Regions from separate parts of the Mus musculus genome. Here all the other regions are linked to region 2. Evidence: chromatin loops called from intact Hi-C (ENCODE). Cell type or tissue: gastrocnemius. All regions are shown on one strand.

Region 1 (8,000 bases), 270 kb before region 2:
TTGTCATTGCGGAAAGGGGGCCTGCCTCACCTCCCCTTTGGACACTGGTACCTCCAGGCTGATGCGCCACTGTCTGCGCTGCTGCTGTTGGCTTTGTAGCCCCCGGGTTTGTTCTTGTTCTGATGTTGTGCGGCTGTTCACGGAGGGTTTGGTTTTCTGTGCAGGTGACAGTACCATGGGATCCCTACCGGAAGAAAAAGACAGTGCTTTGTGGTCAGACACCCCCAAGGGCCCTCTTAGTGCCTACCGAGCAAGAGCCTCCTTCAACTCTGGGGAGCTGCTGCTCTTTTGGGACGGCCAGGATGTAATCCACTTCAAGGTAAGGGCTGCGTGCAGCCTGGTTGTGTCTCTGCTCCCTGACGTATATAGCCCAGTGGCCTTCCTGGCCCTGATGGTTCTGTAGGACAGTGTGGGTCTGTCTCCCCTTACCCCAGGATGGTCCCAGGATGCCAGGGGAATGAATGGACAGGACTCTGAAATCCCCATGTCTTTCCTTTCAGCTGGGATGAATGTCTTCATCTGGGGACTCCTGGGTCAGACTAGGGATTAGGCAGTCAGTGGTCCTGAGAGAAGCCAAACGCACCTTTGACTTTCAAGTCAGCACCCTGTGCTCTGTGTTTACAGAAAACCATCTTCTCAACTTTGGAGAATGACCCTCTCTTTGCCCGCTCGTACGGGGCCGACCTGCCCCTAGAGAAGCTACGAGAACTGAACTTCCTTCGCTGCAAGAGGGTCTTTGAGTATGGCTTCTTCAAAGTAGAGGAACTGCTAAAGAACCCCCTGAAGATTCTAGTGCTGATTAACTGCCTGGGCATGTACGACTGGTCCCTGGCCAACAAATGCGTCCTCCACATGTTGGTGAGTGTGTGGCAGAGGGCAGGGGACCCATGTCCACACAGGCCCACCACACACATCAGACACAAACCACAGCCCCGTGGCTCTTAAAATGTACAGCTTTTAAGATTCAGTGACAAGATCAGATTCTCAGCTTTTGGTGTAAATTTGCACCTGTGCATTCTCGGATTAAATATGTTTATTCAGAATGTACAGTCCAATAGGAAGAGGCGTGTGGGGTATGTGTGGGGTGTGTATAGAGTGTGTGTCGGAGGGTAGGTGTGGGGTATGCCTGCCCAGAGGCAGGAGCAGCAGCACCCACCTCTGACCCGTGTGTTACCTTTCAGGTTTTTGGAACCACAGTTTTCGTTTCTGGTTCTGAGAAGCATTTCAAGTACCTTGAGAAGATCTATAGCCTGGAGGTAAGTTGGCCATGTGAGCTGTGAGCCCAGTGCCTTCACCATACTTAGCCGTGGACAGGGCAGGCCACAGGAGAGACCTGAGGGTGGGGGCAGGCCCTGCTCATAGGAGGGCTCTCGGGCTGGTGTTTTTCCTTGCCCACCCTGCCTGCCTGTGGTCTTAGCTTTCCTGTCTGACTGAATACCCCTGTGGCCTCCTCTGACTATAAAGATTTTTGCAGCCTGTGCTCAACATAGCATAGGTTATGGCATCTATGCCAGTAGGTGGGAGTGGTATCCATGCGATGGGATGTCTCAGTCGTGCCATAGTCTGGCTGTGTAGGGAGGGAGAGGTGTGGCTGGGCTCCTGGCTTTAGTCCTCTAGGGCATAGAGGCAAGGTCCCTGTAGGATCACACACACAAGAACACACTTCTTACCTGGCATCTCTGTGTGCTTTGACATTTAGATTTTTGGCTGTTTTGCTCTCACCGAACTGAGTCATGGGAGTAATACCAAGGCCATGCGAACGACAGCTCACTATGATCCTGATACTCAGGTAAGTTCTGGATTCCCCTGGGCCCTGGGTGGATGGAACACAGGAAATGTAAACGAACAATAGTTAATCAAGAATGCTGTCCCCTTACACATTCTCATTAAAGAGGCCAACTGAAAGCATGCCTTGTACTGAGGCATAAAGTTTTTACCTTCCACACTGAGCAAATGGGTATGGGAACTCATAGAGAGTCAGATACTCTGTGGGTCTTGCTGCTCTTGTGGATCATTGGCTGATTCAGTCCGTGAGAGCAGAGGGAACAGAGATGGGGTTTCAGAAGCCTGTGAGTGTATTCAGTGAAAGACCACACTGGCACCAGCGATCAGGAGACAGAGCAACTTGTATTAGGATGATTCAAGGCTTATAAAGTTTTGGGGAACTGAGGCTAGGTGCCAGTGACCAGCCTCAGTTTGAGGAGTGGTCCCTGAGAGAAGCGATGTTTGAGAGCAGTGGAAAAAAAAATGTGAAGTCAATCCTGAGGTGCAAGCTGACAGCCTGTGATTTGCTCAAGACAACTTTCCAGAAAGCCCTCTACTTGAGGCAGCTGTCTCTTGCTAGAAAAAAAAAATCTAAAATCTCTCTGAATAACTCATCTCTTGCAGACAAAAAGGCCAGTCTTTTATTTACATATCAATTCAGTTGTTTACCCCAGGTTCCCCTTTGATTATTCTATGAATCAGCATTCCCTGACCCCAGACCCCTGATTCTTAGAAAAAGACAGCAATATATTAATTTTCCTTTTTCCCCCTTAACGTTGCAAATGAATTCAGAGATCTGCCTGCCTTTATAAGCACAGACAATAAGCTAGCTGGGTGGAATCTTGCTCTGAGATACCCATTCCTACCATGCCTGGGTCTAACCTTGCTCTCTCCCAGGCTGACCTTGAACTCAGGAATATGCCTGCCTTTGTAAGCACAAGCAATAAATTTAGCTGGGTGGGATCTTGCTCTTTAATCATTTCCTAAATGTCTTTTTAAAAATTATTTATTTATTTTTATGTATATGAGTACACAGTAGCTGTCTTCAGACACATCAGAAGAGGGCATCGGATCCCATTATGGATGTGAGACACCAAGTGGTTGCTGGGAATTGAACTCAGGACCTCTGGAAGAGCAGTCAGTGTTCTTAACCACTGAGCCATCTCACCAGCCCCCTAAATCTCTTTATCTCCTTTCTTAATATCTTTCTGACAAGTTGGCTCAGAGTGCAGCTGCCTTTGTTCTTTTAGGTTCATGAAGCTCCTTATACAATTCATATTGCATCCTTATATTTTGGATACTTGAGAAATTATATATTCTTGAACTTAGGTTTTTCAGAGTTCTTTCCCACAGCCTTAAGGGCAGTCCTGATGGTCACAGCATTCTACCATTTTGCTAAGACATTAGAAACACCCTTGCCTCCTGGACTTGTGCTGTCTCTGATTATCATGGTTAGTGTTGAATGGAGTGTGGAAGCCTCCTTCCCCCACTTGCCTGAGGACTATGTCCCTCTGCCACTTTCTGTCACATGCTGAGGGGGGAGGCTCACCTCTCCTGTTAACTGGTGTGTGATAGAGAGCTCTATGTTCAGAAAATTAAGCTCAGCGTTCAGCGCTTGCACACTGTCCATTTGTCCACGTGGCTGGCTGTGGACCCTGGCCTGGGCTGATGTAGTGGAGCTGGAGAGGACCATACAATGCAATCCTGCTAGGGCAGGACCACCATGCAGGCTGTCATACCTGTCAGCACATAGCCCCCCCCCCCCCCCGCCCCGAAACTTTCTTGCCTGCTTCTTGACAAAGACTTTTATCTTGGACTTTCTGATTCCTTGACCCTGTCTGCTCCCATTGTACTTTGGTGCCTGTGGCTTTTGTGGGACTTGTGGGAAGCCTGCACTGGCCTTTGGCCGCTGGCCGAGGACAGTGCCCCATGGCCTTACCTTAGGTTGGGGGGTGGGGGTGGGGGCAATTAATTGCTGACTCAGCAGAACTTGACCTTGCAGGCAGCATGCATTAGCAGTCAGAAGGGGATATGGCAAAAGGTCAAGCAGACTCTACTGGCAGTGTAGCCAGTATCAGACTCTATTGGTGACAGCCAGCTGTTCACTGTGTGGGACTGAACCTCACTTTCCATTTCCTCTGTAAGGTGATCCTGAAACAAACATAAAGTCAGCTTGGCCCACACAGGAAATACAGTGCTCAGTCCATTTTCACTGTTGGCTCCGAGGCTTGGAGCGCAGGGGTTGGCCTGCTGTGGAGGGAAAGCCATTCTCTGGTCCCCGCTGCTGATGGCAAGGATACTAATCTCCCCTTCACAGGAATTCATCTTACATTCCCCGGATTTCGAGGCTGCCAAATTTTGGGTGGGCAACCTGGGCAAGACGGCAACTCATGCGGTGGTGTTTGCCCAACTGTACATGCCAGACGGCCAGTGCCACGGGCTGCATTCCTTCCTGGTGCAGGTAAGACCTGGGCGGGGCTGGCGCGGATGGACAGTTAGCCTGTAGCCACATGCCCTGTCTGCCTTCGGGAGATGCTTGTACTGAGTCTCAGCTTCCTGCAGGCTTCCTGCAGCACGCTTTAGTTCCAGCCCGCAGGGACACAGTCCTGCTAGAGTCTCTGTGAGCGATGCACAGAGCTCCCAACAGGCCTGTCTTTACACAGGCACACATCTTTACACAGGACACCTCAGGGACACCGCACCATCCCCCTCCAGCTGATGCCTGTGCTGCCCTGCAGGGATATGCTTGAATATACATGCAGTCCCTGTGAGGGCCAGAAGAGGGCGTGAGATGCCCTAGAACCGGAAGCACTGCCAGTTGCCTGATGTCAGTGCTGGGAACCAAACCTGTGTTCTCCGCAGGAACTACTACTCCATCCCTCCGGCCACCACTGCTTGTGGGTTTTTGTCGGATCTTCTGAAAAACGCCGCCAACTGCTTTTACCCTGCTGGTTGTCCCTCCTATTTTAGCTCTCTGTTGCTGTGACAGAATCCCTAACACAACAGCCTCAAAGACAGAAAGGTCTGTTCTAGTTTAGCTTCTGACGGCTCAGTCCATAGTGTCCTGACTAGTGCTACTAGGGGCCTGAGGCAGCCCAGGTACCCTGGTGTGGCAGTCCAGATGTGGCAGCCCAGGTGTGGCTGAGTAAGCTGTGACTGGGGACAAAGTAAGAAGTAACAGAATGGACCAGTGTCTCAGTAGCCCCTTAAAGGACACGCTCTCAATGGCCTGATTTCCTCACACCCGTGCCCCACCTCCCCACGGCACTATTGGCTGAAGCCCAGACCTTTGACCTTGAGGACCAGGATCTAAACCTTGACACTTCCTGGTCGTCATCAGTCTCTCTCCAACTGTCTGGGTTTTATGGCATTTATTTTAAAAGGTTTAAGAGAAGTTTGTGTTTAAATTTTTACCTAGCTTTACTGCAGGATTTTTTAAAAAATTAAAAGATGCTTTATGGCTGAGTTTTAACCTCAATATTACATACATGTTTTTACTAAAAATTATATATTATATATATTTTTTCAATAAAAATCAGATACACAAAACAAAAGCTAGTAGCTCTTACAAAGAGCTAAGTTCCAAATGCTTAGATTCAACCCCCCACCCCCCGTCCCTGTTTTCTTCCCTTGCTTCTGGAGTTTGGACCCAAGGTCGCCCACATGCTAAGCACATACTGTACCCTGGGCTCTTCTCTCAGCCTCCAGATCTCCTCGCCTCAGTGCGTCTGGCCTCCAGACCTGTGTTGTCTGGGTGGGTCAGTGGCAGCTGTGGTCCTCGCTGTTGTCTATCACTTAGAATAACAGTATCTCTAGACACTGTCCTCAGCCCACTGATGGGGAGGGAGGCAGTGGGGCCTCTGCCTTCAGGTTGGCGATCCTGCTTTAATGTGGCATGAAACCTGCTTTTTCACAGTGCCCCTAGGTCAGGAGTCTACAACCAGTCGTGCCTGTGTTCCTGTAGGGAATGCTTAGTGGACACCCATTAGGGGAGATGAGATCGGCATAGCTTGCCCTGACTGTCTTTCCCACAGCACATATGTGCTCAGCTAATAGTGTCATAATACTGGGAGCCCACTGCAGGTCCTCTCTCTTAAGGTGTGAACAGTGTCACACCATAGCCAGAACTAAAACAGGGAAGCCACACGCTGCTAAACCTGCAGTCATGAATCAGGGTGCTCTCTGATAGCCCAGGAAACTCCATCTTACCTGCCCCAGCTCCTGGCTTCCCTCACTGGTAGCCATGCCATGCCAGCTTCTGCCCACCCCCGCCACCCCTCCTTTCTATTAAACTTCTCTTTTGTTAGGACTCTTACCATGGATTTATGGCACATCTAGGAATCAAGATGATCTTGTGTTGAGCTCTCTGCCCCATGACAGCTGCAGAGGTCTGTTTTCCACAGAAGGCCCCATCTCTAGACCTGGGCACATCACTTCAGGGGACCCAGTATGACTCAGAGCTATTCAGAGTCACCCCTGTCAGCTTGTCTGGACATGCTTTCTTGTGTGCTGACAGACTTACCTAGCCATTATTCCTGTGGCTCTGTGCAGATCCGTGACACGAAGACCCTGCTTCCCATGACGGGGGTGATGGTCGGTGACATTGGGAAGAAGCTGGGGCAGAATGGCCTGGATAATGGGTGAGTGTCATCGGCCTCACGAGACCAATGCTACCTCTTTGGGGCTCTGGGATTGTTCCTAAGCCACAGGCTGGAGTGGGCTGCTGGTGTCACACCCTCTCTGGAGTGCAGGCTCCTCAGGGCCTGGCATGGATGTGGCAGGTACCAGTGGGGTGCTTGTTTGAGCAGCAGCCATTGTGTGCTTAAGCCGCTGTTCCCAGAGGTTCGCCTTGCCCTCACACTCCACGGGTCTCTCAGGGTGTGACTCTCCCAGCTCTCAGGTCAGACTAGAGGTGCCCTCTGCTTCCTGGGGAGACCACAGGCTTGGAGGTGCCCGACAGTGTAGGGCTTTCCTTCCTCTGTGAGGACTCTTAGTGATCAGCCTTAGTGGTCTGCCATGGAACCAGCCATGATATCTGCTTAGAGTCCCCAAGTCAGTAATTGGCAAAGTTGCTGGACATGTGATAGTGAGCGAGGTGTTTTTGACTCATCCTAGAGCCGCTTGGGAACAGTGTTGACCTGCAGCACTGCGCACTGTGTACTCAGATGGGAGTGAAGACCTTGGGCTGGACCTTAACTGGGCTGAGGGCCCATGGTCAGCGGGCCACCTGCATGGCCTGAGGTTTATAGTGTACCAGGTGAAGGCCACCCAGCAGGGGAGGTCTCACTCTCATCTCTATTATTTCTTAGTCCAGCTTTCATGCTTACCCCTCAAGGGACCTGCTGAACAGCCTAGGTGGCCTTCCTGCCTTCCTCTGGGTCAGTGTGTGCAGGCTCCACCCAGCTCTAAGCTACCTGGCCTGGTGCACTTAGGCTCCTCTCTTCCAACGAGATAACTCACGACTATGGAAGTGGCCAAAATAGGGTGTTCCCAAGCATTGTGTGCTATGCTGAGTTAAGTATGTTTGCCCATCTCAGTTCTGTGTGTATTTGGGCTCTTAGAGTCACCTCAAGCAACTGCTGTTCCTCCAGAGAGAGAATCCTGACCCGGGCCAGGAGCTTCCCAGGCTCTGATGGACTCTTCTGTCTAGCATCACCAGAAGGCTGGGCAGGGCCAGGGGAAGTCTCAAGCCTCCTTAGTCTTCAGTCAGTAATAGCGTGGAGGGGGCTAGAAGCACCAATACCTAGCAGTCCGACCTTAAGGAGAAGGATCAGGGCTCAGAAATCACAGAGCTGCCATCTTCTCTGTTGAAGGGCTCTGTGTGCAGCCTGGCAGGTACCCTCAGCTTGTGCTGGTTGCTCATTAAAGCCATTAGAGTAAGTTTGGGACATCACAGAGAGCTTGTATTTGGCCCCATCACAGCAGCACCTGTCTTTAAAGAATGGATTGTCTCCTGGGATACATCGCCCAGGCACCAAGTCCCACTTACAGGAGCCCCAACTTGTAGGTGTAGCAAAGGCCTAGCTGAGAGTCACCATGGGCACACTGTGGGGCAGCCTGAATCGCTGTTCCAGAAAGCAGAGGCCAGGCTGATCTTGAGTTCTCAGACCTAAGGCTTTAAGCAGACTAAACGACTAAGCTTCTTGCCTGCACTGACCACAGGCAGCCAGCAGAGGGCGCCAGAGCTCCAGAGCTGAGTGGCTGCTCTGCCTCAGCTCCAGGAGCAGCATTGTAAG
Region 2 (8,000 bases):
TTCCCTTAAGAGAGATAGCATCAACCGGATGTGCCTAGGGCCTAGCTGTCAAAGCCTGTGCTTGGAGACTCATAGGGTGACACTAGACACTGGCAGGGGTGGCTCTACACCGAAGGCAGGCAGAGCTCCCATAGAGGCCAGAGCTGAGAATACCTGGTGGCCACAGACTGACCTGATCACCCTGAAACAGTCTCAGTGACCACCTGGAAGCCAGAGCTATGGAAGGGTAGGTACCAGCAGAAACATGGTGCTTGGCTTCCGTGGAGGCTCTGGGGCCACTGTGCTGTGGCCATCTACTCTCCGTGTCTACTTATCAATATGCGAGCCACTGGAGGAAGCACCAGGCACATCAGATGCTGCCGTGACCTTGAGCATCTCCTATCAGTTGTTCAGTGTAGAGGCAGATCTGTGCTCAGGTCTCTGTGAGCAAAGGTTAGGCCTTGTAATTTATACCCCTTGCAGGGAGAACAAAGTCTGTCAGCGGAGGCAGAAAAGGATCATGTCTGTTTCTTGTGTTCCTGTGCTCAGGACAGGGCAGGTGCACACTGTGCAGTGGGGAAGGAGAGGACGAATACTGAAGGGCTAGGTGGCAGGCACCCAACATGATGAGGGACAGGTAGATAAAGGGCAGCATGGATGAATGGATGCATCCGTGGACAAAGGAGTAGACTGAAGCGGACAAAGAGAGCATAGGTGGGTGGTTGGGTGAATAACTGGAGAACGGTGGATACAGGGGTAGGTGAGTCAGTTAGTGGGTGCACTTATCCAAAGTGGAAGATAGGTAGGTAGGTAGGTAGACAGATAGATAGACAGATAGACAGATGATAGATGGCTTAGTGAGTGGGTGGTTAATAATGCATGGGTGGATGAATGGAGCAATTGATTGGTGGATACATGAATAGATAAAAGATAGATGATAGATAGATAGATAGATAGATAGCTTAGTGGGTGAGTGGGTGGATGGATGGACAGATTGATGGTTGATGGGCAGGTTAGTGGATAGATACATGAGGAGATGAGTGGGTTAGTGTCTGGGTAGAGAGGTGGATGAGCATGCAGATGGGTCGGTGGGTAAGTGGAGTGTTAAGAGAGTAAGTAGATAGAAATGAAGCGATGAGCAGCAGCAGTACACATATGTGACACATCAAGGAAGGAGGGAAGGGATACCTGCAAATTACCTTCAGGGTTGACCTCTTGCCTTTTCCTGGCATTGCAGACCTGTGAGCTGTCCTTCATTCATTTCCTCAGACATTATCCACATGAGTTAGAAGGGTATGATGGTATTTTCCCATTTTACAGATCAGAAAACTGAGGCTCAGAGTTGTTACGGAAGCAATCTACCAACAATGCAAAATGCCTGGTGAATTTGGCTCTGGTCTGGCAAACTGCACACCTGCCACAGTTTGTAGTGTTTGCAGAGGACCTTGTTACGTCTCCACAGAACATCCCCCCCAGCAAGTGGAGGATTATTCTGGAGCCCAAGGTGGCACTATGTTGGAGTGTGTCTGGCTAGTGGATTATCCATAGCTATATGAAATCTTGAAAACCCATGGCTTGGGCTACCAGGGTGGGATTTCACATCCCGAAGAGCCCCTGAGCTAGAGCCTCTCTCTGGCTGACATGGTGGAGCAGAACTGTCAGAGCTCAGAGCTTGTCACCGCGCCCTCTGTCAGAGCTGGTGCGTTAGCCACATTCTGTGCTGCTGCCCAGTGACAGCCATTGCCTGAGCAGCAGGAGTTACACTGCCCCCTCTCTGAGTGCCTCCACTGAACCGCCCCAGCAAGGCTGGCCTTCACTGGCCTCTGGATATGGAGAGAGCAGAGGGTTTATTTCCAACTGAAAACAAAACAAAACAAAACAAACAAACAAAAAAACAAACCAGTCTCTCGTACCAGGAGATACAGAAGCCACAGGGGGAGAAACAGTCAGCATGTCTAGAATGGAAGTACTCAGTCTTCAATTTTGGCCCTATCTTGTCAAGGTCCTGTAGCCCAGTCCCCAATGTCCAAGCTCTCTGGCCTGGTGTCAGTTTTGTCCTTGGTGGTGCAGGAGGCAGGGCGCTCCAAGAGATGGGCAGGGCTGAGCCCACCGCAGGCTGCAGGTAAGAAGCCTGTCTGCTCTCCTCCCTGAGCTCAGCCCTAGCTGGTGAGGATCCCAGGGCTTCCAGAAATTGCTGTGTGCACGGGTTTGGGGTAGATCTTGGTCTCCCTGCACTGTCTGAGTCCTGAAATAAATAGACCAGCATGCCTTGCATGGTTTCTTTGTTTACTCCTGGGAACAGGGTCAGCCCAGTGGGACGATAAAAATGCTGCCAAGAGTCTTCTTGGTAAACACGCTGCTGTGGGGTGAGCCCTGGCTCTGAGTGAGCTCATCTCTGGGCACACTGTCACTCTGGGCACACTGTCACTCTGCTGATTCTTGAGGACTCCTCCAGTGGCATAGCTCAGGGCTGGTCAGGCAGCTCAATGGGGCAGGCAGGGGAGAGAACCTGAGTTCATGTCACTCTCAGCCCCCTCATCTCACTTCATGACGGTCTCAAAAGTGAGACCCCTCCCTGAGCCTCAGTCTCTCCATCTGTGAAATGAAGCAGATCCCAGTTTTGCAGAGTTCTTGATGGGAAAGAAGCAGTGATGCCCAAAAGCATGTGTCTGTGTCTGACACCAAGGCCGTCGAGGCGAGACCTTCTGTCCTTTCAGGGTCTCCCTCTAAAGGTCAATAGTATGTCCATCAAATGCCAAGTGGCTCCACCTGAGGATGTGGCTGCATTTCTCCAGGTTGGAGGTGTGGCTAGAACTAGAGTAAGGCCATATGTGGCTCAGGACACGCCCACCTCCTGGGCCACAGGCCCCCAAGGAGGCTGCTCCAGTGTGTCATTCCTCCAGCCTGTGAAAGGCATTCATTGCGTTGTCCTTTTGGTTGCTTTTCCTCCCCCTTTTGAGCATTATGTAAAGTAGGGCCCAGGACAGACACAGGGTGAGCTGCCTTTACAGACCGACTTTCCCTTCCAGCTGCCAGGCGATTGGACGTGGAGGACAGCAGCTTTGACCAGGACAGCAGGAAGGTAAGGAGGGGGACCACAGCCCTGCGGGGTGGGATGGCCACTCCAGTGGAACTCCAGTCCTTTTCTCACTCTGCCCCTGGAGTCCCAGGAGGACCAAGGTGGGAGCCATACTCGTCTGCCTCCCTTTATACTCTGTATGGGCACATGCTCTGCCAGGGTCCTGCCTCGGCCGAGTAGCCAGGCTGTGGTTCTGGGACTGAGGAGATACGAACATTGACAAAGAAATAACCCCAGTGCATTCTGGGGTATTTGACATGAAGGTTCTAGAACAGCTTGGCAGGTGGTTTTTTGTTTGTTTGTTTCTGTTTTGTTTTGTTTTTTAAATGAATGGCGGAAAAGTCAAATGTAATAGACATTACTGGCATACCTCTTTGATGTGGCCAGTTGTAAAAGTGCCCCGAGAGGATGTGGGGGCCAGACATCACAACAGCAGGCTGCAGGCAGCATTCGGCCATCTCTCCAGCTGCATCATGAACTTTCAGAATGAGACGCCTTTAATGGTGAGACGGGTACTAGACGTTTGGCTTCCCGCAGTGGAGTTGGCTTGTGGGTTAGGCGTACGGAGCTCCTTGAATGAACGTTCTGGTGAAACGTTTCACCATCGCAGATGACCTCAGTGTTCCTGTGACCTTTTTTCCTCTACAGAAGACAACCTGGCTGCTTCTCAAGGGGGATGCAGACACCAGAACTAACTCTCCAGACCTGGACAGTCAGTCGCTGTCCCTCAGCAGCGGGACTGACCAGGAACCTCTCCAAAGAATGGCAGGGGACAGCCTCTACTCACGTGAGTGGCTCTTCTGAAGCCCACAGGAGACTGCCAGCGAAGGGCCCCCTACTGAGCGGGCCCCCAGATCTCAGCTTTATTGCTCCCCCCCAATTAAGCCTAAGAGCTAGCAACAGCATGTAACCCTAACATTTGGATGGCAGAAAGATTGCTGTGAGTTTGAGGCCAGCCTGAGCTACATAGTGAGACTCTGTCTTAAAAATAAAATTAAAACAAAACCAAGACCTCCCAAACAGCCTAAGAATGTGAATCAAGCCAGGTAAAGCAGTGTCTCTCCACAGTGACATAGCTAGCTAGTGTGTGCACAGCGCCCCCTCGTGGTTCTCTTGGAGCAGGCAAGAAAGCAAAGAGAACAGCTCCCAGGGCCTCTTTTCTCTGGGGGCAGATGTGGTCATGGTCAGGAGGCGAGCACAGACCTGGAAACTGGTACAAGGCACTGTCCTGGTCCCTGTAACACACCGAGAAAGCACTTGGAGTTTCCTAGGTAATACGACCCGATGTCACGGGTAGCAAAGCTGGTGTATGCTTAGCCTTGCGGGTGTTGTGAAGCCTGGCTTAGGGATGATTCCCAAGGATAGAGTACATTCCCATCCTGTTGTTCACTGAAGATGCTGTAGGTCCCAGGCAGAGCCAGCACAGGCTGCAGGCAGGCTCAGTCTCACACAGAAGCAGCCTCTGGTCTAAGCTGGGCCTAGCAGTTGTTGTCCATAGCTGTGGCTGAGGTTGGACGTAGAGGTGACGGGAATCTGTGGTGTGAGAAAGCAGAGGGAACCCCGCTGGCATCACGGTGGTACCGACTCTGCGTGAAATCTGCCTGCCCTGCTAACTGGCTTATGATAGAAGCCAGAGCAGCAATGCTGACTCTCGGGTCACTAGGCACCAGGCATACAAGAGTGTTTTGCCTGGCCAACAGCATGACCGTTCTTAAGACCCTCACTTCTGAGGCACTATTTAACCACTACACAGGGGAGGGACGAGTGGAGGTGCAGGCAGCCGGACATTGTGACCAACTGGAAACTGGAATGTTGTTCTGTGGGGAGTCTTTGTAAGCAGATGATGTCCCTTGGGATCTCAGAGCATGCACACAAGGCTGATGTCAACGTGAGAAGGCACACCAAGTGGTCCCACAGGTCTGGGTCTCCTCAGGGTTCTTTTGGGGGAAGAGCTAGCTGAAGGCATGGTGAGAGGAAGTGGAAAGTCCCCTGTGCATGTCTACATCTGCTGGGTGGCTACGATATCATCCCTCGGGACTCCATCCCAAGGATCCTTGCCCTAGGTGGTTGTCTCATGCCGAGGGTGCACATGTGCTTTGTGGGACTCCGGTTTGGACAATGGAGGCTCCTCCACAGAGCAGAACGTAGGGGTTGCCTATTACCCTCGTTGCCCTGTGTAGTGTTCTGGCCTCCAGGCTGAGACTCTGGACTGCCTGAGACTCAGGACTGAGGGAAGCAGAATACAGTGTGGGAAGAAGCAGGGCTGTAGATGTCACCTCTCGGGGTCCTGCTTTGGCTGTGGCCATGCTGTGTGACCTGTGTGTGTACCTATACCACCCTGTGGCACTTTCTCATCTACAGGTGCCAGTACGGGGGTGTTCGTCCCAGGACCTTTTGAGTGCGCTGGTCTCTGTGAGGCAGGCTATTATCAGGTGTCTTCACTGGTCATCCCCACAGTGACAAGGGCTTGTCTGTCATCCCTTTCCTCTGTTGCATCCCCACAGCAAGCCAATGTGAGTGATGCAGCAGCTGTTATGTGAGTTCACCTGGCCCTTAGGAACCCAGGCACCTGTGCTGGCACCTGTGCCACAGCTGAGGAAGGGGGGGTTGTCTGCACAGCAGAACCTTTAGTGAGGGTTTGAACCCAGGCACCTGTGCTGCTGGCACCTGTGCCACAGCTGAGGAGGGTTCTGCACAGCAGAACCTTTAGTGAGGGTTTGGACCACTCCACCTGACATGTGCCAGCAGTCATAACTACATCCCCCTGCCTCTGCTTTTCTCCTGGTGTCCAGACTTCATGTCACCGGAGTAGGAAACCCACAGTGTCTAGCATTGCACCTGTGCCCTTACCTTCATCCCACTGTGCTGCCCAGTCCCATGGGACAGCCGTTCTCTGCCAGGCACAGCTATCCTACCAATGGGTATACATTTTATTATAGACATGTTTCTTGGCTCTGTGGGAATGGTTATTGATAACTGCCCGAGTCTGCATGAAAAGGGACAGGGTTGGCTTTTGTTGTAAGAGGAGAACCTTGAAGGCCTTAGAGTGAGACTTGATTCCCCGAGTCCTCTCCTTTAACTTGCACCGTGTGGACACATGTTCTCTGGACCCTACATCTTGATCTTTCTTGTCCTATCCTCTCTCTTGGGGTCCCTTACTTACATATGTGAGTACAGATGTGCACACACAGACATGGGCATGGTAGTCAGAGATCTGGTGGTATAATTCAAGCATTTGGGTCACAAAAGACACTACCCAGGGGTCTCAGTGGTTCCTAGTAAGGCCCCAAAGTTTTCAGAGGAGTAATCCCTGGCCTTATTTCACCAGGTTGAGAGGAAGGTGGGAGGCATGGGCTCAGGGCAGCTTGGGGATTGGAGACAAACGAGACTCTGATTTAATGATTCAGGAAGTACAATTCACTCCAGACTGCCCTGTGCCATTGGCATTGGTGTCACCTCCGTGTCCTCCACCATGAGACCCTTGTGGAATATGGAATGGTGGATGTGCCAGTGTCTGCTGATGAGCTCATTGCCCCCCCTCCCCAGCCACTCAGTAGCAGCCAGCGGCAGGACTGGATTCTGTGGCTCTGTTCTTCTCCAATGGAAGGAAGGGAGGGAGGGAGGGAGGGAGGGAGGGAAAGAGGAAGGAAGGGAGGTAGGGAGGGAAGAAGGGAGGGAAGAAGGGAGGAAGGGAGGGAGGGAGGGAGAGAGGGAGGAAGGAAGGAAGGGAAGAAGGGAGGAAGGGAAGAAGGGAGGAAGGAAGGAAGGAAGAAGGGAGGAAGGGAAGGAGGGAGGGAGGGAGGAAGGAAGGGAGGGAGGAAGGGAGAAAGGGAGGAAGGGAGGAAGGAAGGGAGGGAGGGAGGGAGGAAGGAAGGAAGGAAGGGGAGAAGGAAGGAAGAAGGGAGGGAGGGAGGAAAGAAGGGAAGAAGGGAGGGAGGGAGGGAGAGAGGGAGGAAGGAAGGAAGGGAAGAAGGGAGGAAGGAAGGAAGGGAACAAGGGAAGAAGGGAGGGAGGAAAAGAAGGAAGGAAGGAAGGAAGGAAGGAAGGAAGGAAGGAAGGGAGGGAGGGAGGAAGGGAGGGAGGAAGGGAGGGAGGAAGGGAGGGAGGGCGGGCCACATTCTTAACCCTTCATTCTTTGACCCCTGGAGAGTTCATGTTGAGAAAGAGTTGTCTCTTGTTGCCATGTCTATGGTTATGTCCTCCTGGCCTGTCAGTCATACCTGGGAGTACTGAGGGTGGCAGCCAAGCAAGCACCTGGTGGTAGAGCTGTGACCAAGAGCCCTATGTGACAGAATCTGCAGGTATCACAAGTGGAAGATCTTTGGCATTTCCAGTACTGATTGGGGTTCAGACAAGCAGGAGCAGTCCAGTCACCTATTCCACAGGCCTTGAACACCTTCTGTGTCCCAGCCCTGTTCTAGGCATGGGACCAGAGCTGGGCCTGACCTGTGGAGCTGCAGTGAGATGGGGCCAGTCAGGTGGTATGTGAAGATTGGCAGCTGGAGCATTCTGGGAAGGGTGCCATGGAGATATAAGAAGTCTCCATGGAAGCCAGTGCCTAGCAGGACTCAAGATGTGGTCCTGGAAGCAAGCGGTTCTTGGGAAGGGATGAACCAGCCGAAGGCAGATTCAGGGCTAGCAAACTGTGTGGCCAAGTTACTGTTACCAGTCCCCCCCACCCTACCCTGTGCAATGACAGCCCTAGAGGACTTAAGGTGTCTCCCATGGGACCAAGTTGGCTGGAAGGTGACAGGATGTGGCTGCCAGCGTCTGTGTTAGAGAGGTACTCTGGCCAATGCACAGTACGCATGAGCATTTGTAGATTGGCATCTGCAGAGCCTGAGGGAAGGAGACACAGTGGTATAGCAGGGAGAGGGACTAGCCAGCCACAAGATGGAAGCAGGCATGGCTTCCAGGAAAGATCCAAAGTCGACAAATGTGT
Region 3 (8,000 bases), 100 kb before region 2:
ACAGTGTACTTACATATAAATAAATAAATAAATCTTTAAAAAAATGTAAAAAAAAAAAACAAAAACAAAAAACCTCTATGAACACCCTCTCACACCCAGGGTCTTGTCTCTGAGCTGGTTGTAGATTCTTCCAAGTTTGCTTCATTATTAGTCATCACACCATGTGACTTTTGACAAGGTTGTCCAGGATATGCAGGTTAAGATGAGGTGACTAGGATGGACTTCAACCCACACAGCTAAATCCCCACGAGAAGGGGACACACACAGAGGCAGAGCAGAGCATGAAGAGGAAGGAATGCCCCTGATCTGCCAGGGAGAAGGGTCCGGGACAAATTATCGCCAGTCTCAGAAATGGCAACCCTCCTACCTTGAACATCCATGCATTAGGTTTGGGAGAAGACACACTTCTAAGGCACTCAAGCCCATTGTGGTGTTTGTTACCCAGCTCTCACCGGCCAGTTCACCCAGTGCTTGCTATGTGCTCCTAACACCTCCCCTGTTTCTGCTGCATGAGTCCAGTTCCTCCAGTGGCCAACAGGTTGAGGCCTCATGTGTGTGCCATTTCTCAAATGCAGCCTTATGCTCTGCCTCTTTCTGGCGTTCAGGCCAACTGTGTGTCATGATTACTTAGTGAAAGAAGATGCAACACTCTACTGTATCTATACATCAAGCAGGAATTAGGAACAGTCTGGACTGATGGACGTCATCCCACATCCTTGCATCTCCCTTTTTCTGTCCTGTGGGAAGAATTCATGTGAGCCAAGGTTGGCCTCGGCTGTCTGCCCAGCGTGGAGACTACAGTTCTTTTCCCCCTCTGCTCAAGACAGGGTTTCTCTGTGTAGACAGACCAAGCTGACCTTGAACTCACAGAGATCCACCCGTCTCTGCTTCCCGAGTACTGGGATTAAAGGTGTGTGTTGCTACTACCCGGCTGTGGCGACTATTTTTTTGAGAGCGAGCAACGCAGAGAAGTGAGTTGGCTGCTGTGCTCGCTCCTGGTTTCACATGGCAAGGCTTTAAATTATTGAGTGGCTGGAAAGGCCCGTAATGACATCCTATTTCATTTGGTTCTCTCCTGGGCTGTGAAGCAGATCAATACCTCAGCTAGATGTGGGGAGCACAGCCTAGACTGGACCTCCTTCTGCCACTGCTGCCTTAAAGGCAGGAACTCAGCTACATTTCCAGACCCGTACCTTTCTAGGCCAGGCCCCCGGCGAGCCACTCTGCCTTGCGGCACCTTCTCCAGAGTCACTTGGAGCGAAACCTCCACAGACCCGGGCAGAGGCCAGGAGGCTGGGAGGGGTGCCACAGGTCTGACCTCTTTCCTTTATGGAATGGAGGTGCCAATGGAGTGGTGATGTGAGGGAAATGTCACCCCACAGTTCAGTGGCCTCTTTTTTCCAGAGGCCCCAGAGGTCTCTGGAGACCAGGACATATGCCATGATCCCTAATATGAGGAAGACTTAGGATCACCTGGCAGTCTTGATGCTGGTGGCAGAGCCAGGCAGGAGGTGGAGGTTGAGACCCTGAAGTGACGTGGCAGTGGTTGGCAAGGCCCTGGGTGTGGTGGGCACTGACTTAGCAGGGCTCAGGAGAGGCTGCCACAGGGAAGAAGCTCAGCAAGGGCCCACAGACCGAGCCTGTGCTTTCCAGAGTAAGCATTCCTGACGGCCAGGGGCAGAGCTTGACAAGGCATGGTCTGGCAGGACAGGCCCCCTGCTCTGACCATTTACTCCATAAGTGGCTCTTAGATTCTTATGTCCTTTATAGGTAATGACAGATTTGGGAGGACAAGTACTGATGACACATGGCTCACTCTCTCCCAAAACTGTCTGGGTACATTCTAGTGGCTGCACTTAGCAATAGCAAATGCCTCGGTTTCTCTGTCTATAAAATGGAGATGATAAGACCCTTGAGATAATGCATAGAAACCATAGGGTTTGGCACAGAAGTATCTTAGCCCTGCTGTGACTGCCTTGCCCGGCTTGGCCCTTCGGGTAGTTTCAAACCTATTATCCCTTACTCCACCCTGAGCCAAGCTCCATCCATGTGAGGTCCATCCAACTCTGGCTGCCATTGAGGTCCCTCTGCCTTATGAATAGCCTCAGCTCCCCCGTCTCACTCTTCTCAAACCTGCCACACCCCACTTGCTCTCCCCAGGAGGCTGATGCTAGGGGCTCCACCTGATAGCCTTCTATACTTCTGGGGATTTTGTATCTTCAAAAGGAAGTAAATACTTTCAAGGTAAATGCTCTTCATTTTGAAGCAATGCAAAGGGCTTCATGCATGGCAGGGGCCTGGGCTTGTCCCCTGGGCACTGATGGAAACACCTGTGTCCTAGGAAGCCTCACGGATCTCAGCCATGAGGGAACTTCCTCTGAGACATGGCAGGATGGGCTGAGCTTGTCAGCTGCACTGTCAGATTCAGATGTAATCATCAGCCGCCTCCTTTGTCTCCCTCATCTTGTAGCTCCATGTTTCCAGGAACACACTCAAGTTTATAACCTGAGTTTATGCCTGAGAGAAAGCAGTGATTGGCTTGTGATTCTCAGAACCAACTAGGCCACAGGCCAGGAGCTATGTATTTGCTCTGTGCCTCATGCCATGGTAACCTACATTCCATAGTCAACAGTTAGGATACTCTCCTAAAGGTAAGAGTGACATAGCACCCTTCGATGTCCCTAAGGCCAGGTGGGGGTTCTGACAATCCTGTCCTGTGTCCTATGCACCCTGTCCCCTTCTTGTTGGCTTTGGGCATCATTTTGTCTAGCAACTCCAACATCTTGGCCTGATAATACAACAGGTTTCTCCAGATCGCAGTCTCTAAGCTAAGAGAATACTGGGTCAGAGCACAGGGGACATGTGGATGTTCTTGTCTTTAAATGTTCCCTAATCACAAAGAACACAGATCCCATGAAAGGCAGTCCTGTATGGATAGATCCTCCCTGGAAGGGCACAGACCAGTGATGCATCCTGAAGCTGCCAGCAGTCTGAGGGTGTTGGGCCACACCCATCCCTTCCCTTGTGCCCTGGTGCCTAAGAAAGCTCCACCCCCTCCAGGATTTTCCAGAAACAGAGATGAGTCAAGTTGAATGCCCTATCTTACGCCATATTCTGTTGCTGTGAGCCAGGTAGGTTATTAAAAATAGAAGCCCTGTGGCTCGTGATTCTGGAGGCTAGACATTCAAGACTGTGCCTTCCACATTTCATCAGCTTCTGCCTCCGAGTCTCAGAGGTCAGTGAGAGTACCCTGGTCTGGCTCTTAAGGATGAGCCTTGGTGCTCTCTTTGAAGCCTCTGGCTCCCTCTACAGGCAGGCTGCTCAAACAGCAGCAGTGAAACTGCAACACTTAATGGTTGGACTTGGTTTTCCTAAGTCATTGTTGACCGCAGTCATGAATGGATCGGAGTGAGACTGGGCTATGCTTTGAAGGGGGTGATGGCTCACATCTACCCCTTCATCAACAGCCACTGTCATCTTGACTATTGTTTATTCAGCATTGGCTCTAGGCTAGCAGCTTTGAACAGTGTTCCTGGCACTACTAATTTAACCCACCGAATTTCATTGTGACTGGGAAGGTGTGGAAACCGAGGCATCGTGAGAAAGCAAGTGGCTGAGGTCACCTACAGGTCACAGCCCTGCAGACTCAGAACAAAGGTCTGGCTTAATATATTCAAATAGACTGATTTACCACAAGACAGATCTAGCCCCGCAGAGTTCTGTGCATTGAAAAGCTGCAGCTGGATCAGCGCTGCCTTGGTTATCAACCTCCTGGGTGACCGGGATTAGGACCTACGGGTCTTCATACTGCCCTTGTAAGAGAATGTTCTGGGTCATTCAGCCCCTGTGTGTTGGAAAGTGTCTTCTCAGAGGGACATGTCAATTCCTCTAGAAGTCACAGGCCACTGCATGCTGAGCTCCAAGACCAGTCTACAAGCACAGGCTGCCTGACTTGCAAGGCCTCTGCCAAGAAGTGTGACAGTGGCCACCACCAGAGTGGAAGGCATCACAGCCAACACCACCAGTGTCTTTACCAGCCTGTGTCACCTTCGTGTGTGAGGGGAGGGGTGGGGGTGGCATGCTGCTACTTTGGCCCCAGATGAGAGACAGGAAACATGAATAGCTTCTCAAAGGACTCAACCTGCTGGACAATATCTGTCCTGCCTTTCCCACCCTGTTTCTTCAGTAAGTATATCTCCAGTGCCCGTCGCAAGCCTGTGGGAGGCACTGGAACAGCACTATGAAATAATATCAGAATACTCAAGGATCTCAGAGGTTGCTAGGACACATAAGCATGAGCTTGCAGGCTCCTAAGAACTATCCTAAAGGATAGGGACTGTCCTTAGGTCTAACCAATGGAGGCAGGTGGAGTCAAAACACATTTTTGGAGCATGTAGAAACTAGTTTCCATTAGCAAGGTTTCTGGGCAAGAGATCCCAGAGGCAGCCCGTTCTTTTGTGGGCATCTGAGACTGGAAGTACAGCTGCCAGCAGAGTCTCTTGGTTTATAGGATGTAAAGAAATGTGCTGTTTCCTCGGGGCTTCTCCTCTTTACCAGAGCCTTTGGCCTCCTGGTCCCCTTTGAAATAGATGGACAATACTGATCACTGGGGAGGAATTTCTGCTTCTGCCTCAGTAGTACATGGAACAGCCCTGACCTGGGCCAAACGTCCCTGGCCTGTGCCTGTTCATGCAGTGGCAGATCCTGTATGTTCTCATTCTGGGCCCTGCGCATCCGTGCTCCCTCATCTCTCTAGGCTGTCTTCTTGTAGTCTCTTGTGCCCACCTGTTGTCACCACCGATACGAGGCAGGATCCACCTGCGCCTCCCTATGCTTTTCTTTCAGTCTGTTTTTCCACGCCCTGCGCTGGACGCCTGACGTCACAAGGGAATCGATTAGCGTATGGGCAGGATGGTGAGAGGGCAGGATGTGCCAGAGCCTCCTCAGTGTGCACCGCCTAGCGTCAGCCGAGCCGGGAGAGCGTCTGGGGCATAAGGCGAGGCTGCCTATCTTTGGAGTCCAGACACCTGCGTCTGGATCCCAACCCATTCAGACTTCGCCGTGTGTGTGTGTGTGTGTGTGTGTGTGTGTGTGTGTGTGTGTGTGTGTGTGTGATTAAATCCAGACTTCGCCGTGTGTGTGTGTGTGTGTGTGTGTGTGTGATTAAATCCTGTTCCTGCTTCGCTATCCCGCTTCTCCCCCTCCGCTTCAGTTTCCCCTTTTCTGTGCATTGGTAAGGAAGGGAAGGTCTATTGCTGAGACCTTCCATCACTCTTGTAGAGTTGCTCCAAGATCGCTTTTCCTTGGGCCTCCTTCTTTGAGAGTCCAGTGCTGAGATGAGCTACAGTCCTACACGCCTCCCTTAGACCCTGTTGACAGCTCTGCAGAGCTCTCGGAGCAGGTGCAGGAGGGTACCTGCGCTACCACCAGTCTGCGCCTGAGCGGAACACACAGCCTGCCGGGATTTGTAGTCCGCACGTCCAACTGCGGTGGCGCGCAGGCGGGCAGCCGGGGCACAGCGCCTACACTTCCCAGGATGCGACCCTCCCGCGGCTCGACAAGGGGCGTGGCCTAGCTGAGGGGCGGGGCAAAGGGGCGGGGCGGGAGCCCCGAGCTGCGGTGGCGCTGCGGGCAGCGGGTACTGTGTGCGCCGAGCCGCTGGCCTCAAGCGTGCTGAGGATCCTGCCAGCGCCGCACCTGCCCGCCCGGTCCTCGGGCTGTCGCAGCGCGGGGACCACCCTACTGGGAGCTGCCGCTGACATGAGCGCAGGTGAGAGCTGCGACCCGGAATCCGCGGGTTCGTAGCGGCAACCTCAGTAGGGTCTCGAGGACTGGATACACCTGCAGTGCGTAGCCAATTCCTCTAGCCAATTCCTGAGCCCAGCGGCTCCACCCAACTTTTTCTCCAGGGTGTGCAGCCCCGAAAGGCCGGCCTGCAGCCTCTGTCTCTAAGCCGGGGGCGCGGAGCGGCATATGCCGGAATTTCTTCCCACCGTGCCAGCTAGGGTGGCTGCGCAGGGCTGTCTGGCGGGCGTCACTCCTTGCTTCTCGTGGGGGTCCCAGGTTGCTTCAGTAAAGGGATCCAGGTCCCGGAAAGGGGCTCTGGGTCGCCGCAGTCCTAACCGTAGAGAGAGGTGTGATGACAGGCGGAGCTTTGCAGCAGGGGACTCCGCCCTTGCGCGGTTCCCGCAGAGCCTGGGTGGTGGCGTCTGGCAGACCCTGAACTCCCCAGGTTCGCCGTTGCAGATCTGAGTGCTAGAGCCTGTATGTGTGTCAGTCCCGGAGCTGTCTGTGCGCTGTTGTCATTATAGCCCTTCAGTTCTGAGCGTCTCAGCCCTACCTCTCTCGCCGCACCCACCCACAGGGATCTGACCGCCTCTGTGTGATGCTGGAAAATCCCACGTCCCTGCAACCCAGCAGCGCCTGTGCTCAGAAGGAAACTGAGATCTAGAGCTGGGAGGCCTTGGCTCAGGAAGCATCTGTACATCATCTCAGAATGCACCCATCTGACAGCCTCAAGAGTTCCGCTTGCAGGGAGGGCTGATCCTTTCATTCCTCAAGAGAGAGGGGTTGGCCTCCATTTTCAGGAGCCATGGGATGACCAGACTTCAATGACTTGAGCTCTGACAAGTGATAGGGATTTGAACTCAAGGTTCCCTGACTCCAGCATACTCCCCCTAACCCCCAAGCCAAAGTTACTACTAGCAGCAGTGTGGCCCTTGGCTACATTGCATAAACCAATGGGTACAGCAGCTTCCTCTAGGAGAAAGTGGACAGGGAGGGAATGAGCTTGGAAACAGCTCACTGTAGGCTCCTAGCCTGAAGTACCTCCTCCCAGGGGACTGTCCCCTCTCCCTCCTAGCTAAGGAAGGAGGGGCTTCTACCATGGATGTTGAGAGTAACTGAGAGCAAGTGGTATGGGAGGCGGGATCCCTCCTGAGATGTGGGTGTAAGGAGAGGGCATCCTCAGACTTGGCAGGACCTCCAGACATTTATCTGATGGCGGTGGGGATAATGGCTGGGTGTGTGCGGGTTAATTTCATGCTTTCAGGACATAATTGATACCTCTGTGTCTCCTGTAATCAGGGGCCCTCAGAGGGAGCACAGGTGCCCACACTTTGCATTTGTATTTGTAGTGTTTGTCCCCAGGGGAGGAGGGCTGGGATTGTTATGGCAAGGAGACTGGGGTTTGAACCATGGCGTGTCTGATGGTCTTTGCACTGGGACACCTTCCCAGTTTTGGCCTGCTCACCTGGAACTTCGGTTCCCCTCTAAGCAGGAAAACCCCACATGCAGCAGCCCCTCAGGAGTGTGGATGGTCATTGCCATTGCTGGGTGCTCTGGGCTCCATTTGGAAATGGAGCACAAGTGTTGTCTGGCCCACCTGTGGATCATGGCTTAGCTTTGGCCAGCCTAATGCATGCACAACAGAGATTCACCCTCATCGACAGAGGAGAGCGGGAAGAGACACATGGGTCCCAGTGTGGCTGCTGTGTACATATGGCAGGTCAGGGCTTTCATTGTCAACAGGGAAAGATTCCACTGTGCCACCCCTGGGATGACTGGCACCATTCTGGAACCTGGCATGGATGAGTGTCAGGGAGTGATACTGGTCCAGATGGGCAAGTGATGGGAGCCCCTGGCAACCTGTACTATGTCCTCGGCTAGAAGTTCCTTCCCAATTGTGGTGGGGACAGAGTGGGTGCTGCTGGGGTGTGACAGCACAGTGCTGCCCCATGCTAGTTCAGGTGTGGCACAGAGGCCTGTGAATGCCACCCTGGCTGTGGCTGCCTGTTGATTTCAAGTGACCAGGGAAAGAAAGGCTTACAGAGTGCCACAGGAAGGCAGTAGAAGATGCTGTTCCATGGCATGTGGTCTTGTTCTAAATCCAGTGTACTAGTCATGCTCTTCTCTGTGCCTCAGTTTCCCCAGATGTATGGAGGGAATCTCTACAGTTGTGTGTGCAGTGTAAAGTGAGCCTGTAAGGTGGTGTTGGGAGT

The links. A loop is a pair of places that touch in the nucleus more often than their neighbours do. Peaks named below come from ENCODE experiments on the same cell type or tissue, not always from the same donor. Only the 100,000 strongest peaks of a DNase experiment are listed, where the experiment ranks them.
Region 1: a loop joins it to region 2, with 3 times the contacts of the local background. A loop is called at or near these places in 20 of 42 quality-filtered maps.
Region 3: a loop joins it to region 2, with 4 times the contacts of the local background. A loop is called at or near these places in 19 of 42 quality-filtered maps.

Annotation. Positions count from the first base shown.
Region 1 is chr5:35,587,995-35,595,994 of GRCm38, forward strand. It overlaps Acox3 (acyl-Coenzyme A oxidase 3, pristanoyl), which reads left to right. Exons shown (of 19, transcript NM_030721.3): 3 at 165-319; 4 at 625-858; 5 at 1,182-1,256; 6 at 1,700-1,789; 7 at 4,082-4,225; 8 at 6,316-6,404. The coding sequence starts at 176. It overlaps 4931431C16Rik (RIKEN cDNA 4931431C16 gene), which reads right to left and starts at 769. Exons shown (of 4, transcript NR_045807.1): 1 at 584-769; 2 at 52-184. In gastrocnemius, a CTCF peak has its summit at 4,560 (motif pointing right); a DNase peak (open chromatin) is centred at 7,929.
Region 2 is chr5:35,854,120-35,862,119 of GRCm38, forward strand. It overlaps Ablim2 (actin-binding LIM protein 2), which reads left to right. Exons shown (of 22, transcript NM_001177696.1): 16 at 3,009-3,061; 17 at 3,707-3,845. Among named protein-coding and RNA genes, the nearest start is that of Afap1, 35 kb to the right of the region's middle. In gastrocnemius, a CTCF peak has its summit at 4,164 (motif pointing left); DNase peaks (open chromatin) are centred at 1,696, 2,284, 3,868 and 4,160; H3K27ac peaks cover 2,089 bases.
Region 3 is chr5:35,752,291-35,760,290 of GRCm38, forward strand. Ablim2 (actin-binding LIM protein 2) reads left to right here and starts at 5,590. Exons shown (of 22, transcript NM_001177696.1): 1 at 5,590-5,770. The coding sequence starts at 5,761. In gastrocnemius, CTCF peaks have their summits at 3,317 (motif pointing left), 4,948 and 5,646; DNase peaks (open chromatin) are centred at 3,309, 4,916, 5,516, 5,966 and 1 more place; H3K4me3 peaks cover 2,782 bases; H3K27ac peaks cover 4,343 bases.